Linked DNA regions of Mus musculus: region 2 is linked to region 1. The links are chromatin loops, found by intact Hi-C in ENCODE. Cell type or tissue: heart. All regions are shown on one strand.

Region 1 (8,000 bases):
TGCTGTGACTCCAGACAAGGGTTGGTCCACATGGATCTCTGAGAAGACTTCACTACCATCGATTGAGCTGTCATGCAGCAGGATGGACAGCATTTATACACTCTTGTCAGATGTAATTAACATTGAATAATTACATATTAATATAATATCATTTAATATTAAACTGTACAATCCCAAGATAACTTGAATATAGGTACCAAAGTTACATAAAAATTCAGTCAAAATGTAATATACAAGAGCCAATAGGATAATTTCAGCAATTAAGTGGCATTTAATGTATTTACAAAATCTTTATAGTCCCATCTTAGAGAACAGTGTTTCTCAAAATTCATGTGTACTAAGTGCTGAAAACTATGGAAGTGAATGTCTTAAAAATGGTCATCAATCAAATCTCATATGAAATTTAATAAGTCTATATCTGAATCATATAAACATACATCTAAATACAGAGCTTATAACCAAAATTCCATCATTTCATTATTACAAAGTCCAGTAATAAATCAGAAATTCTGCCCTAAAAACAGGGTCTGGAAATCCCACCCCTACATTTATCACAGTCCAGCCTCTGTCTCACTCGGCACTAGCATCCCCATCATCCACTGCAGCGTAGATGGCTTGGTTCCTCCTCTTTATTTTCTTCCTTTGTTCAGGTTCGTGTTCATCACTCAGCCGCTTCAGAGGAAACTTAGCCAAGTCTTTTTCATCCCCAGACTCCACCGTTTCACCACATTTCCCCTCTCCACTTGCTGGAGAACGGGATGCATCGTCAGAGGACACAAACATGGAACTTGGTAAGTTCCTGATGTCAGAAAAGCTTGTAGAGAGGTCAGAAGCCTGGTCAGAAGCAGGTTCCACAGAAGGTGTGTTCATGTCACTGTGAGCGCTTACAGCCTCCTCCTCCTCCTCCTCCTCCTCCTCCTCTTCATCCAGCATGATTTCATCTGGATTAATGGAGGAGAGGGCCGACGTGTCTGTGTTGTACTCACTCCGGTCCTCTTCAGACTCCTCAGTCCCCGGGTCACCCTGCTGCTCATATTCACCACACTGATGGTGCTCTTCCTCTCTGGCCTTCTGAATCATGACATTGATGTCTGTGATGCCAAGCTGGGCACAGAACTCAGTCGTCTGTGGATTGATCCTGTGAACCAGCTTCACTTGTGTCTGGGGCTTACTGGGATCATAACAAGCAGCTGTCATGGTGAAGTTACAGGGGACTTTAGGGTCATGGTTCAATTTTTCCATTACTTCCTTCATAGTTTCTTCCGTTGCACTATAATCCCACCTGTAACAATCAGAGCAGCTGGTTTATACAAGTTATTACCTTCAAACAATAAGCAATGAAACCTAAGTATGGACTCCAGATACAAGGAGTAAAAATGAAATGTTAAAAATTCTACATAAAAGCTGGGCGGTGGTAGCACAGGTCTTTAATCCCAGCACTCAGGCGGCAGAGGCAGGCGGATCTCTGAGTTCGAGGCCAGCCTGGTCTACAGAGTGAGTTCCAGGACAGCCAAGGCTACACAGAGGGACCCCGTCACAAAAAACAAAACGAAAATTCTACATAAGAGCTGCAGAGACGGCTCAATGGTTAAGAATAGACGCTACTTTCCCAGAGGGTTTGGGTTCCATTCCCTGCATCTACTGTCATCTCACAGCCATTTGTAATTCCAGTTCCAGGGATGGACTCCCAATTCTGGCCTGTCAGTGCCAGGCAATGCATGATGCACTGACATTCATACAGGGAAAATACCCATCTGCATAAAATAAAAATTTAAAAACCCCACATGGTAAAATTATAATTAACTTAGCAAAGAATCTTTAGAATAAACATAATAGTCAGTTAACTGTGAGTACAAAGTTGGGGTCTCATGGCCAGTCAGTGCCAGAACCAGGGGGTATATATCCCTAAGTTAGGCCCAATCAGAGACCAGAGGAACGACTACAGCTCACAGGTCATCGAGCAGGCACATGCTAGAAGCTTGCTAGATGCTCAGAACCCAAAACCATTGCCACCTTGCTTCTCCCTCCGTTCTGCAGACAAGCAAACTCCTCAGGAATCAGAACACAACACAGATGAGAGACCACACTGCACATGCAGGGCAGAAGGCAAGCTCTGAGGGAGCAGACGCACCTTGTGTGCAGACCGTTGTCTTCAGGCATATTCCACAGGCCCCCAGTCACATTAATCAGGTCATCAGTGGCCCTGAGAACAGTAAGCCATTCAACGTCATACTCTAAGTACTCAGGAGCACTGGGGTCATGTTCTATCTCTAACACCTAGAGGACAAAATCGGAAATTTTAGGTAATTCATTTATATTTAACAGTCTAATCATTTTAAATTAATTAAATTTTAAAATGTTAACATAAGCAACATCAAAGAATTCCCAAAAACGTAAATTATAAATAGCACAAATAAATTTGGAAGTAGCTAGTTCTTTAAAAATCACTGGAAGAGTAGGACTTTTGTAAAATGACTCCTTTTGTTCTTACCTGAAGGAAGTCTCTGTGTGGCAAGCACTTGTCCAAGGCTAAAAACTTGGTTTCTTTGCCTGCTTGGTCTTTATCTGTGGCCTAGATGATACAAACCACGATGTAAGAATTTTAAAACATCACAACAAGGAATTCATACATTGAATCGAGGAGAAATAATACTTCTTACACATGCTCCCAATTCTATGTTGAAAGAATGACTACCAAGTGAGGAAATAAATAAGAAAGAAGAGAAGAGAAGAGGGGAAGGCAGTCTGCACACACATGGGCAATGATGTGGAAAGCATTAACTACTGCTGGCTGCCGTTTCTTCCATAATTCAGAACAAACACTGAGATGACGATGATGATCACCATGTCGTTAAACACTGACACGCGTGACACAAGTGACTCACACAAACAAATGACAGAAACCCGCTGCTAAACACCTGTACTTTATGATTCTTTTACAGGAATTAATCAGAAGAAGCACAGCTCAAACCGTGCGTGTCTACAGCTAAGGATGCAAAGGTGATTACAAACAGGCACAATAGAGTCTGGGATGTGATGGACACAGTGTCTGTCAGCTAGATGGTCTCGTATGCCCTTAATTCCAACACTCCAGAGGGAGAGGCAGGTGGATCTCTGTGAGTTAGAGGCCAGCCTGGTCTACAGAGTGAGTTCTAGGACAGCCAGGGCTATAGAGAGAAACCTTGTCTCAAAACAAACAAACAAACAAACAAACAAAACCCCAACAACAACAAGAGGCTGAAGAGATGGCTCAGCGGTTAATAGCACTGGCTGCTCTTCTGAAGGTCCTGAGTTCAATTCCCAGTAAACACAATGATGGCTCACAGCTCTCTGTAACGGGATCTGATGCCCTCTTCTGGTGTGTCTGAGGAAATTGACAGTGTACTCACATTTATAAAATAAATAAATTGTTAAAATAAAAAAAATAAGAAAAAAAAAGCTAACAACAAAATTGAACTGTGGGTCAGCAGCTGGAGGTTTCTTTCTGCTTCTAGAGACCTTCTCAGAGGTCTAATGGCCCAAAGGGCACTGTCTTTGTGGAGGTGACACACAATGCTTTCCAAAGCTACTGGAGCAAACCTTCTCTGCACTGGAGGTACAATGCTCCGGAAACAGTTTTATTTGGAAATATCCCAAAGCCTTCCCCCTTTTAAGTTTATGTATTTTTTTAAAATGTAGGAATACTCTGTCTGCATATACACCTACATGCCAGAGGAGGGCACCAAACCCTTTAGAGATGGTGGTAAGCCACCATGTGGTTGCTGTGATTGAATTGAGGACCTCTGGAAGAGCAGCCAGTGTTAACTGCTGAGCCATCCCTCCAAGGCCCTTTCTAACGTGGACCTACTCTAGAAGGAACAGGTGCCCAGGCTCTGTCCAGAAGCAGTTCTGGTTCTGCTCCAGCTGTCTCTGTCTCTACACCTCAGGGACAGGAGCTGGGCTCTGGGACCTTTCAGTCTTCAAACACGTTGGTCCCTCTATTAAAACACTCATAGACTCTATTTCCTCCTGGCACTTTAGATTCAGCTCAACCATGCACTTCACTGGAAATTTTCCCTCTCGAAAACTAGACCAACCCCAGTGTACCAGTCTGAAGCAGCTACCCTCAAGCACCTCAGCCCTGCCCCCACACCCACCCTGCTTGTCATCGCTTGCTCATTTCTCCCCACACTGAGTACTGAGGGAGCAACTCCTAAGACGTAAACTGGGTTCTCTGGTTTTCTGTCCTACCTGATGCTGCATCAGGGCTGCGAACTTGACATGCAGGTGCGCGGAGAACCAGTACGCAGGCTGTAGGTGCTCCAGCAGCTCCGAGGCAGCGGGGCTCCCCAGGGTGCTGTTTTCCACTTCTTGGCGGAAAAAAGATTTGGTCTTAAGAAGCTGCTTCTTATTGCCATAATGATATATATTTCTTGGCCAATCATGAGACAAGAATATATGTACAGGCTGCTTTAACTTTAAGGACAGAAAAACAGAAAGAAAATCCTTAGAAAGAGAGCAACCCAAAACAACTCCCTCCCCAACCATGCACCCCCTCTTGCTTTCTGTGCTAATTCATCCTAGGGATACTTTAAGAAAATTGATAAAAATACTAAGCTTGGGCTGGAGAGCTGGCTCAGCGGTTAAGAGCACTGACTGCCCTTCCAGAGGTCCTGAGTTCAATTCCCAGCAACCACATGGTGGCTCACTGCCATCTGTAATGGGATCTGATGACTTTTTCTAGTATGTCTGAGGAGAGCAACAGTATACTCACATACATAAAGTAAATAAATCTTTAAAAAAATATATCATTTTATTTCAGCATATACTTTTTATCCTTAACCTAAGTATAATTTGTGCAATCACAAATTAAATTACAACTGTTTGTTACAATAAAGTTTTAACCATTAAAAATTAAAATCTATGAGTTTGAGGCCAGCCTGGTCTACAGAGTGAGTTCCAGGACAGCCAGGGCTATACAGAGAAACCCTGTCTCAAAAAACCAAAAAAAAAAAAAATTAAAATTTGTTCAACTGTGAACCTCCAAAAACCTATCCAAACTGTATTTTAGAAACACTAAAGTGGTAGTAGTCAAATATTGCAAGTCAATATAATCAAACATTCTACAAATTTAAATTTACTTCAAATCACTGTTATATACTTTTCACATACCTGTTTTAATTTGTAGACCTCTATATTTCTCACATGATATATACTCCTTATGGTAGATGAATTATAAGGGGGGCACTCAAAATGACCTTAAATTGAAGAGAAATAAACCATATGACCATTGTCTTTCCAAAAGAGATTCCCAATTCGCATTCACACAGCCCATGGAACACAGAGCCCGCCCATGTGTGGAGTCCATGCCAACAGATTAGCATGGAGAGCAGAGGGGCAAGGATGAGGAAGTAGACTTTCAATTAACAGTTACATTAAATATGTACACTTTAGTTGTCAATTTAACTCAGGAAATTTGTGAAATCTATATGAATGTAAGCCACTGCTCTAACCAAAAACCACTTAGATACTGTGAAATGAAAGGTAACTGCGGTGTGTCTAAACAATGAACTACTATCTACAGACAAATGAGCAGATTACAGGTAAGTAATGACCTGGACTTCAGAAACTCGTTAAAGCAGCAAGTAAGCTGCAAAAAGATGCAAGCAACGCAACACATTTACACAAGGTGGAAACACACTGAACCCTGTGTACTCGGCAGTGACATGAAATAACCAAGTGAATGATAAACACCAAGCTGGAAACTGCGATTCCCTGGCTACCAGAGGGGGAAGAAGAGGAATCCGACAGTCAAGTCAGTGAACTTCTACTATACCTATACTGTTGTATTTCTTAAAAGTCAAAATTAAAATGGCAAACCCTGAAAAAATTCTAATAAAACTAGATCATGGACACATAGATATACTATATAGCATCTACATTTTCCTGTCCATAAAATACTTATAATAAAAAATTAAGAATAATATCATTTACAGAAGGAATCTGATGAATAAGTCAAACTATAAATTTTGGTTATTTTACTAGAGGGCATGCAAGCTCTAAACTATAAAAGTAATCCCGTCAGAACAATACCTTTTCTATAATCATGAGATTTAAATATGCCAGAGATGCCACCAATCCTTACTCCTCGGTATTTGACAACACCAGCCAAGCCTGAAAAATTATGCATTTTAGTAAAACGGTTTAAGCAAAAAAGAATCTACTAAGAAAAGAAAAGAAATCTTTTAGAAGCCTGAAATTCTATGCGGTCCTTAAATCATTTGAAAGTATTTGCCATCCCTCTTCACACACTGTTATATGCTGATGATCCACAAGGCAGAGTAGGCCTGGAACCAATCAGACAAGAAACTAAGTGGATTCTAAAAGGATGAAGAGACAGGATGTTAAAAGCAAACAGTGAACTGTGGTACCTAACAGTGCATGGTGATACCTAACAGTGTACTGTGGTACCCAGCTGAACATGCAATTATGTGGGAGAAAGTGAAGGGGAAGGACAATGTCCTGTGATGGCCTTACACAGTGGGAGTCAAGTCAGCAGGTGTAATGTCCAAAGAGCACTGCATTTCTACATTTTCATTTTCAACTCAACTGACAATCCCACCTTGTCTTTTCATTTGTTTGAGACAGGTCTTATGATGCAGTTCTGGATGACCTGGAATTCACTCCATAGACCTGGCTGGCCTCAAAACTCCTAGAGATCAGCCTGCCTCTGCCGCTACAGTGTTGGAATTAAAAACATGCCCAGCCCAAATTCATCTCTTCATAATACTGAGATTGTTGAAAGATGGCAAATCAGTAATGACAGAGAAACAAAATTCCCAAAGTTAAGATTTCATCACTAGAAAAACTTGAACATTATTCTAGAAACAATCACTTATATAAAGAGATAAAAGACCTGCAAACTTTAAAAGATGAAAAACAAAAGGAACACTTCAAGTGATATCATAGTAAATCCAGTCAGCTAAATCCAGAGCCCAGGAAATGCTACAGGGCAATCAACCTCACTGCCTACAACACACAAACCATAGAGGAAACAGAAAACAGAAACAAGGGAAGGAAGGATAAAGAGTCTAAGAGGCAGAGCCCTGAACACCAAATATTTGGATCCTACCTGAGCAAGTCATTTGTAGATCCGGTAACTGAGACATGCAGAGAAATGCGTATGGACAAGGCACGAGAGAAGGACTAACTCACTATAGTTAGGTATAAAATGGCACCAGAACTACGTGTGTCTAAAAAAAATCTATCACTCGAAAGTCATGTACTTAGGGGCTGGAGAGATGGCTCAGAGCACTGGATGCTTTTCCACAGGTCCCGAGTTCAATTCCCAGCACCACATGGTGGCTTCTAACCATCTATAATGGGATCTGGTGCTCTGTAGGCACATATGCACTCAGAACACTGTATACACGGTAGATAAATAAATACATCTTGGGGTAGGGGGAGTCATGTACTTAAAAATCCACAAATGAAATAACCCAGTGGTTAGGATTTGCTTTAAGGCATCCCAGCCATCTCCCTCAGGAAAAGTTTAAACAATACTGGATATTTAAATATGGGAGTAGAACAAAGTAATAGGAGTTGAGGTTAACAAGTAAAGAAATTTATTAAACTACTCGGTATTTTTATGTATGTTTAGCATTTTCCATTATAAAGTTTAATGCAATAAGAAAAAAGCAAAGAGACTACAAAAAAAAAAACTTGTCATCATATTAGCTATTATTTAAACCTCTAGAAGAAAATGGATGTATGTTCATGACTGGCCATTTAATAACTATTTTAACTCAATTCTCATGATTATTTAAGTTAATGGCATTCACCACATGTCTTCTAGAAGCTGCCCAGCTGGTACAGATTCTGACAAGACCAAAAAAAGTGCACATAAACACATACCTAAATAATAAATATTCGGCGCTACCCAGCCACCATAGGGTAACTCTTGCAAATGGTTTGAGGCTTCATGGTTTCCTCCAATGAAGATGGTGAGAACCGGGGCCTTT
Region 2 (8,000 bases), 110 kb after region 1:
AGGGAAGTGGGGAGGACACAGAGACAAGAGAGGAACACCTGGCTTTGAAATAAGCCCCAGAAAGACTTTAGCCATTAAAGAAATGCACATTAAAACCACTTTAAGCCGGGCGTGGTGGCACACGCCTTTAATCCCAGCACTCGGGAGGCAGAGGCAGGCAGATTTCTGAGTTCGAGGCCAGCCTGGTCTACAGAGTGAGTTCCAGGGCTACACAGAGAAACCCTGTCTCGAAAATCAAAAAAAACAAAAACAACAAAAAAAAAACAAACCAGTTTAAGATTTCATCTCATGCCAACAGAATGGCTTTCAAGAACACTAATAACAACTAGTAACAAAATGGTAGCTAACGTGGGGGAGGGGAACCTTTGTCCACTGTAGCCACTCTGGAAATCAGGCTGGAGGAGTCTCAAAAACAAGTACCACTCCTGGGCATGGACCCAAAGGACTCTAGTTCCTGTGACAGGGATAACAGCTCTTGTTCATTACTGCCCTATTCACAGTGGCTAAGAAATGGAAGCAACTAATGAGTGATCAGGGTTTGTACATACACGGTGGACTACTGCTCAGCTCTAAAGAAAACTGAAATGTGCAAGGAAATGGATGGGATTGGAGAAAATTATTTTAAGTAAGGTAATCCAGGCCCAAATGCACAAATGCCTTATGATCTCATATGAGGACCATAGTGTTAACTGTTTGGTACCGTTTGAGGCATGTGGACTGTGCATGTGAATTACGGTGATGTGAGGTAAGGATTGCCTTAAGGCAAGGCATATAGTAGAACATAAAAAGAAGGGGGCAGCATGGGTAGAAAGGTTTAGGCGGGGAAGGAGGCCTTGAGATTGGAGAGATGAGGATGGGGGATGGGCAGAGGATTAACTTCATCAAGTACTAAGAAGCCATTTGAAGAACAAGGTACACAGCAGCAGCTTGAACGTTGATAGAATGACCAAGTGCCGTCTGCATGGATTCTAGCCCCTCTCCAAGGATAGGACCAGTGCCTGGTGGCCTAGCCAACCACCCAAGTCTGGGGAGGAGTATTCTCATGATTACCTAAACTGAATTATTAGTAACTTTAGCCTTCCGAGTACCAGAGCCGAGATCAATAGACAGAGGTGTCACTGCTCAGCCTGAATCAGAAACCCCTCCTGACAGCAGTGAATAAAGATTCATGGCTGCCCAGGATGGGGAACGTGAGTGACAGGAGTGGGCCCAGCCCTAAGTAAGTCGTATACCACCCCCTCTAAGGCTCTGGGAATGTTGTGCAAGAGAGGGCCGGAAGGTACTGTGCCCCAGACTCGTAAAACTGTTGTAACATTAGCTCACATCAGCTGCTGTTACCTGCACTGGGCCCACACAAGGTCAACGTCATGAGCTTCATTCAGCCTTCTTACCTCTAAACCCTCCCTGTTGGTAGATCCCTAAGAGTGTGGTGGACTCTCTGAGTCCTCCAGTCATTCACTAACAGATAGCTTCAAACCCACGATCACACGGATGGCCCTGGCTAATCTTAATGGATCGCACAACAAAATGAACAGATAGGAACACTGGAGGGATATTTGTGGGGAAGGGAGGGTGGGTGGAAGATGAGAGTGATCAGTCTGCAAAGGGTGGGTGTGCGAACCTATAAAAATAAACTTTGGATTTGTTTAGAGTCATAGGACTTTCCCCATGGTTGGCAGAAAGAAAGGCAACGTGTCTCACGGGTGGAAGTAGGGCTCCACCATAAGCAGGAAAAAAAAAAAAAAAAAAAGCCCAGTTGGTCTTAAAAAGCAACCCTTCTGCTTCAAGAATGCACCAAATGGATTAATGGTGATGCCAGTTACATGGTGACCTGTGTTCAGAACAGGACTTTATTGGCTAGTTGGGAGATAAGTCGTCAGTTTTACACACACACAGTCATAAAGCCATTATCAACTCACCCGGTGGAGCTTCCTTGTCTTTATCTGAGAACTTGAAACTGGGGAAGAGCAGCGCCAGCTCTCTGTTGGCGTCCTCTCTGTCCCGGCTTCCATGCACAGCATTAAAAGGCATTTCTGTGCCGTACTGAGCCCGGAGACTGGTTGGTACAATGTAAAAGAAACAATTGTTTCACTTGAAGAGAAATGCATTGCTCTCTGGCAGCAGGACCACCAGCTACCAGACTGCTTTGCTCTTTGTAGAGAACTGGAGAGTATCAGCCGTGCCAGCACCTGCTGCCCAGGGGTGTTAAACAGAGTCTGGCAACGTTTCTGCCCAGAGAGAGACTACAACTCCCACTGTTGTTGGGTCACAGCTGAGCTCTAGCACCTTGCCTCTCGTGCAGCAATATGACTGATCTTGATAAGAACCCTAATCCTGGTCGAGCTAGGTTAGGACCTATGTGCTGAGCGCCGCTCTAAATGCCTCTGTGCTGCCTGCGGGTGGATAGTCCCACTTCACAGCCTAGGGAACTGAACTGAACTGAACGGAAACGGAGGAGGGACTTGACCCATTAGCTGGTAACCTAAGGTCTGAGCCATCTGCCGCTTTGCTTAGCCCAGTTGCTTCAGTTAGACGCTCTTGTCCCTTAGGACTGCAAAGTACTTTAAGGTTTGTTTGTTTGTTTGTTTTCTGTTTGTTTTTTCTGTTTGTTTTGTTTTTGTTTTTTGCTAAGTTCTTTCCTGTTGTCTGACCATGGCTCTCTGTCAGCTTCAAAAGCCAAGGCCCGTGGATTTGGTACAGTGGACTCCAAGCTAGCTGCTCACTGGGTCATAGAGCAGGCTGAGCAGGTCTAGGTAGGTGTGCTGAACAGGAAGCTGACTCCAGATAGCACTGGCTGTGGTAGCTGAAGTCCACAGGGCAGGCGGTACTGCTGCCTTTGACTTGGAAGGTCCCTGAGATCTGTGACTGAGCCTAACTCAGCAGCAGCCTTTAGAAATCTGGGAGGGGTGGGGTGGGGTAGGATCCCATGTCGGGGAGTCTCAGAAACTCAGACAGTAAGAAGATGTCAAAAACTTCCCAGATATATAGAAAGGCGCCCCCTGGCTACCAGAGCTGACAGCATCACCCACGATTCTGAACCAAACACCAAATGAAGCTTGAGGTGGCTGAAAGGACTACAGCTGATGTCACCTTTCGGGATGTTCCCTCCTGGCCACATTGGGGTCACAAGGTCCCAGGAAGGTTCGCCAAGCGGTGACTACATCCTCGGTGCCCTCGGTCTTGGTGAGAATCAGGAGGTGGCTGGGTCCGCTGCACATGTGATGTACTAGCCTCTCAAATGCCTCCTAGGCACAGGGAAGGAAACAGTGACCTGGGGCAGGAACTACTGAGACCTGAAGCAGGCCAGCGCAACCAGACTACCCATGTGCTGGAAGGGAGGGTTAGTAAGCAGCCTTGTGAGCTTGTAGACACTCAGCCGTGACCTGGCCACCTCAGCCTGCTGTTGATGATGACCAGTCACACTCCAGGACCCCAGGAAGATGAACTGTGGTGGAGCATGAGTTAGGTTGGGTAGTGGCATGCTAAAAGAATGGTGTTTGGATATGTAATACATGGGTATTGGGTCTCCAAGGGTACAGTGTAGACTGCGGCCCTTCTCCTTCAATACCAGTGCTCCTCTGGAAAAGATCCCCTCCTTCATTTCCCTTGTTCCTCATTTCACAACCGTGATGCTTAGCAACTATCACACCTCTGACCTAGGAAGTGGGGCTGTGACCTATAACAGCCCTCAGCCCTACTCCCCAAGCCCGCAAATCATAAGCAGAAGCAAGCAGAGAAAGCAAGATTAAGTGGCAGGCGGCGACGTCTTGAGCGGTTTGCCTAAGGCTTTGGCGTCTGTGGGCCCTAGACTTTCCTTGGTCCCCCTTCTCACCAAGCATCCTTGTTAACCTTTCTCATTCTCTGTCATCGGCTCTGGGAGTTACGGAGCATCCTTCTAATAAACATCTTTATTCCGTTGCTGACTGTTAAAATAGTTTCCTTGCAGCCACGATACTTGAGCAGTACAGGCTCCGATCGTATTCTGAGCTGCAAATCCATTACCCACCCACCTGCCGTTCATGTTCTTGTTCTTCATGTTTATTCCCCCGAGAGGCTATCAACCTATCACCAGAGTGTCGGAGGAGGAGAGAGGATGAGATGGACCAATAGAAGCAGATGAGCTGACCTCTCTGGCTCTGTGTTGATAGAACGCTTGCATTTCTGCCTCTGTCAGGGTTCTCTCTTCTTTTAATAGTATGTCAAATCCTGCTTCCTGGATCTGCAGAATATATGTAATATACATTATACACACACACACACACACACACACACACATATATACACACACATATATACATATATACATGCACACGTACATATACATATAAGTGTGCATTCCTCAGATGTAACTCAAGGCCACACTTGCAGTGATCTTAATGAAAAGAGAAAAGCAATGCAGGTCCTTAGCACCCTCAGCAGCCCCCCACTCAGATCTAACAGTGTTGTAACCCTTGAACAGAATCTGAGTTAGAACTCATCAGAAGCCTTCTTCCCTCAATGCATCCCAGAGCCTGCTGCCCCCATCCCTGTGCATCTACCGCAGGGGACCTGAGAACAGTTACTCAAGGTACGTCATGCGCCTCCCACCTTCATGATGATTTCCTCAGCCTTCCCATGGGCCACTGCATCTGGCTTAATGATGCCCAATGTACAGGTCTTTCCTGATGACGCTGAAATTAACCAGGGGAGCGCTGTCAGATGGCTGGGAAGCCATTGGCAGGGACAGTATTGTTTCAGTGCCAGCTGAAACATTGCTCCATTGCAGCAAGTACCAGGGACAGGCTTGGGCTCCAGGTCTCCATAGACTCAGACTCTAGGGAATGGCACCAATCTGGCACCAGAGCACAGCCAGGAACCCCAGCCTGACTTGGGTGGGCAAAGTCTGACTCTCTGAACTCTGGTCTGGGGACACACGGGGGTGGACATTTCCAAAAGACTCTTCAGAAGCAAACTTGGAATGGCTGAACGAGCTGCCTGGAGATGGGTGAGCAAGGGACACAGGAGCAGAGGACACAAGGGCCAGCCACCCTCAGGCTTTCCTGTCCCCCTCTTGTGGCTCTCGGCTTTAACTGCTGCCTGTCTGGTTTTCTTCTTGTTCTCATGACTCCTTTGCTTTTGCCAAATAAATTTATAGGCATGGATATTTTTTCCTACCTGTATGCCTGTGCACCATGGCCATACAGTACCCACGGAGGCCCAAGAAGGCATTGAATTCCCTGTGTCTGAAGTTACAGACGTGAGCTGCCTTGTGAGTGCCGGAGTAGAAACCGAGTCCTCTGGAAGAGCAGCCAGTGTTCCTAACCGCTGAGCCGCTCTCCAGGCCCCTTCCAGTTTTTCACCTTTTTTGTGTGTGTGACAGAAAAGGTTGCCCCGCGCTCTGCATCTGAACTTTGTGCTTCTCGGCTACTAGATTCCAGCTTCAAACCCCTCTGTCCCTCTTCAGGTTTCCTGAGAGGTCAGCCAGAACAGTGTGAGCCTTTGTTGTTGTTGTTGTTGTTGTTGTTGTTGTTGTTGTTGTTGTTTTGTTTCAGTTTTAGCTTTAGTTTTGACATCGCTTGGGGTCAGCCTTGGTGACCCGGGGCCACCTAGGTCCGAGCTATGGGAATTCTGTAAGCGACAATTTGTGTGGTCCAGGAGCCCATTTCTGTTGCGTTCCTATTGACATGAACTTGCCCTTGGTAACTTACCGGCATCTTCTACAGAATCACCATTTCCCACCACCTATTTTCTATTTATAGGTGTATGCTATCCATTAGACAAGTGTCGCCTAGGGACCCTCGGTCCCCATCCTGTGGCCCTGTTGGGAGGTAGCTGACAGGCAGGTTGTGGCACTCTTGCTCCTTTGCTTCCTGGCTGTGAGATCCTTGCTCCACTGTATGTCCCTGCCTAGAGCCTTTACCACAGGCTCTAAAGCATCTGGACCAACTGGTCTTGGGCAGAAGCCCCCAGAACTCTGAGCAAAGGAAACATCTTGCCAATATAAGATGATTATCCCAAGTGTCTTGAATGGCGACAGAAAGCTGACTTGCACAGTGTACGTCACCCTAAGCAACAGCCTGTGTATTTTTCTATGGCCACCATTTCTGATAGGCTGGGGACACTTGATGTTAAGGCGCTCCTACGACTGACTCTGGGTTGAAGTGGTGGGCTCATGAGATCACCTAAAGGGTAGAGGAAGAGGAGACAAGGCCCTTGTGGGCCTCTTCCCCCAGCCTCAGCTCAAAGTGGGAAACCCAGGAAAAGAGGCCAGAGAAAGAGAAAGATGTTATCTCAGAAGCCAGACAGAGGGGGCTTGAACTGTAGCTCAGAGGTTGAGACACTGGCCTAGCAAGTATGAGGGCCTAGGTTCCATCTCCCAATACATGCATACACACACACACACACACATGGCTAAGGGGGCATAGAGAAGAAAGGCACATGGGCACAATGAATAGCAACCTTTTCTGATTCAAGAGACTATGGTGACCACTTTCTGATTCAAGAGACTGTGGTTGGGGCTGGAGAGCTGACCCAGTGGTTAAGAGCACTGACTGCTCTTTCAGAGATCCTGGGTTCAATTCCCAGAAACCACATGGTGGCTCACAACCATCTGAAATGGGATCCTATGCCCTCTTCTGGTGTGTCTGAAGAAAGCAACATTGTATTCATATACATAAAATAAATAAATAAATCTTTAAAAAAACAAACAAAAAAGGAGACTGTGGACTTTGGCAGCAGGGAGGGCCTCTCATGAGCACCCATTGAGGAGCAATGGGTTCAGGGCCAGGCCACAGCAGGTCAGCAGGAATGGAGGTGAGGGGCGGCCCAAGACATGGACAGAGTTCACAAATCTTAGCTAAGAAGCAGAAGAGGCTGAGGTAGAGAAAGGGTTTCATGTGGTGTTCTGGGTCAAAGAGACTTGGCTGCGGATAGAGCAGAGCAGAGAAGAGGTGATAGTGTAGAAAGGCTATTTCTTGTGAGAGTCAAATCACAGATGGACTTCTCTGTGGTTTCCTGGTTTTCCCAATGTAGAGGTCAGCTCAGGAACGTTGGAAAATTCTGCCAGGCACCCCTCTCCTCCTAGAAGAGACAGGTCAGGGAGCATATAGGCACCCCTCACCTCCTGGAAGAGAAAGGCTGGCATCCCTCTGGAAGACCAGTGGACCAGCCATTGGCCACTTCTTGCTACCTCATTCCCTAAGGACCAATCAGTTTAAAAGTCACACTGTTCTGCCAATCACATTGTGCCTAATGGCTGCTTCTCTGGGGTTGCCACCTCTCCTTCGGGTCTGGGATGAGCCCAGTGCACTAGAACAATAAATTCCTCTTGGTCGGGCGGTAGTGGCATACACCTTTAATCCCAGCACTTGGGAGGCAGAGGCAGGTGGATTTCTGAGTTCGAGGCCAGCCTGGTCTACAGAGTGAGTTCCAGGACAGCCAGGACTACACAGAGAAACCCTATCTTGAAAAACTAACTAACTAACTAACTAAATAAATAAATAAATAAATAAATAAATTCCTCTTGCTTTTACATTGACCCCAGCTCCGCATTGTTCCCTGGGGGCGGGGCTGGAGGGATAACTGGTAATTAAAGCTCAGCAGAGTCTTACACTAAGCCATGCCTGGCAGATTCTGATCCCAACCGTCCTTACTGTGCACCTATGAGAAACAGCCGTGTATCTCAAGCTTCCCTCCACCCGTTGTATCCAGTCCCGGTTCCCTGGCATCTTGGCTGTTAATGCAAGCCATCTTCCCAGTGGGAGCCTGTCTAACTCTCTGGTCCTCAAATGCAGCTGGGCCACTCTTCTCATAGGAAGGTTCAGGAAAGGACATGGCACAGTGCCTATGAGACTTATGGCTGATAGCAGCTAGAGAAAGAGGGAGAGAGGGGGTGGGGCTGTAAACAGGGGACGTGAGGGCTTCTGGTGTTTTAAAAGGAGATAGTAAGGGAAACATGAACTCTCCAGCTCAGACAGGAATTCCTCGCTCCTCTTCTCCATTATTACTGACGTTTCTAGAAG

What was found. A loop is a pair of places that touch in the nucleus more often than their neighbours do. Peaks named below come from ENCODE experiments on the same cell type or tissue, not always from the same donor. Only the 100,000 strongest peaks of a DNase experiment are listed, where the experiment ranks them.
Region 2: it touches region 1 in a loop (6-fold over the local background); 15 of 42 quality-filtered maps call a loop at or near these places.

Annotation. Positions count from the first base shown.
Region 1 is chr9:99,576,594-99,584,593 of GRCm38, reverse strand. It overlaps Dbr1 (debranching RNA lariats 1), which reads right to left. Exons shown (of 8, transcript NM_031403.3): 2 at 7,894-8,000; 3 at 6,073-6,153; 4 at 5,152-5,237; 5 at 4,231-4,455; 6 at 2,492-2,572; 7 at 2,132-2,277; 8 at 251-1,282. The coding sequence ends at 571. Among named protein-coding and RNA genes, the nearest start is that of Dbr1, 4.8 kb to the right of the region's middle. In heart, a CTCF peak has its summit at 3,704 (motif pointing right); no DNase peak of the experiment used is centred here; H3K4me3 peaks cover 1,024 bases.
Region 2 is chr9:99,464,846-99,472,845 of GRCm38, reverse strand. Nme9 (NME/NM23 family member 9) reads right to left here. Exons shown (of 10, transcript NM_001165957.1): 5 at 4,588-4,670; 6 at 4,127-4,219; 7 at 3,091-3,245; 8 at 1,916-2,056. It overlaps 1600029I14Rik (RIKEN cDNA 1600029I14 gene), which reads right to left and starts at 2,425. Exons shown (of 2, transcript NR_028123.1): 1 at 1,920-2,425. In heart, a CTCF peak has its summit at 3,019; no DNase peak of the experiment used is centred here.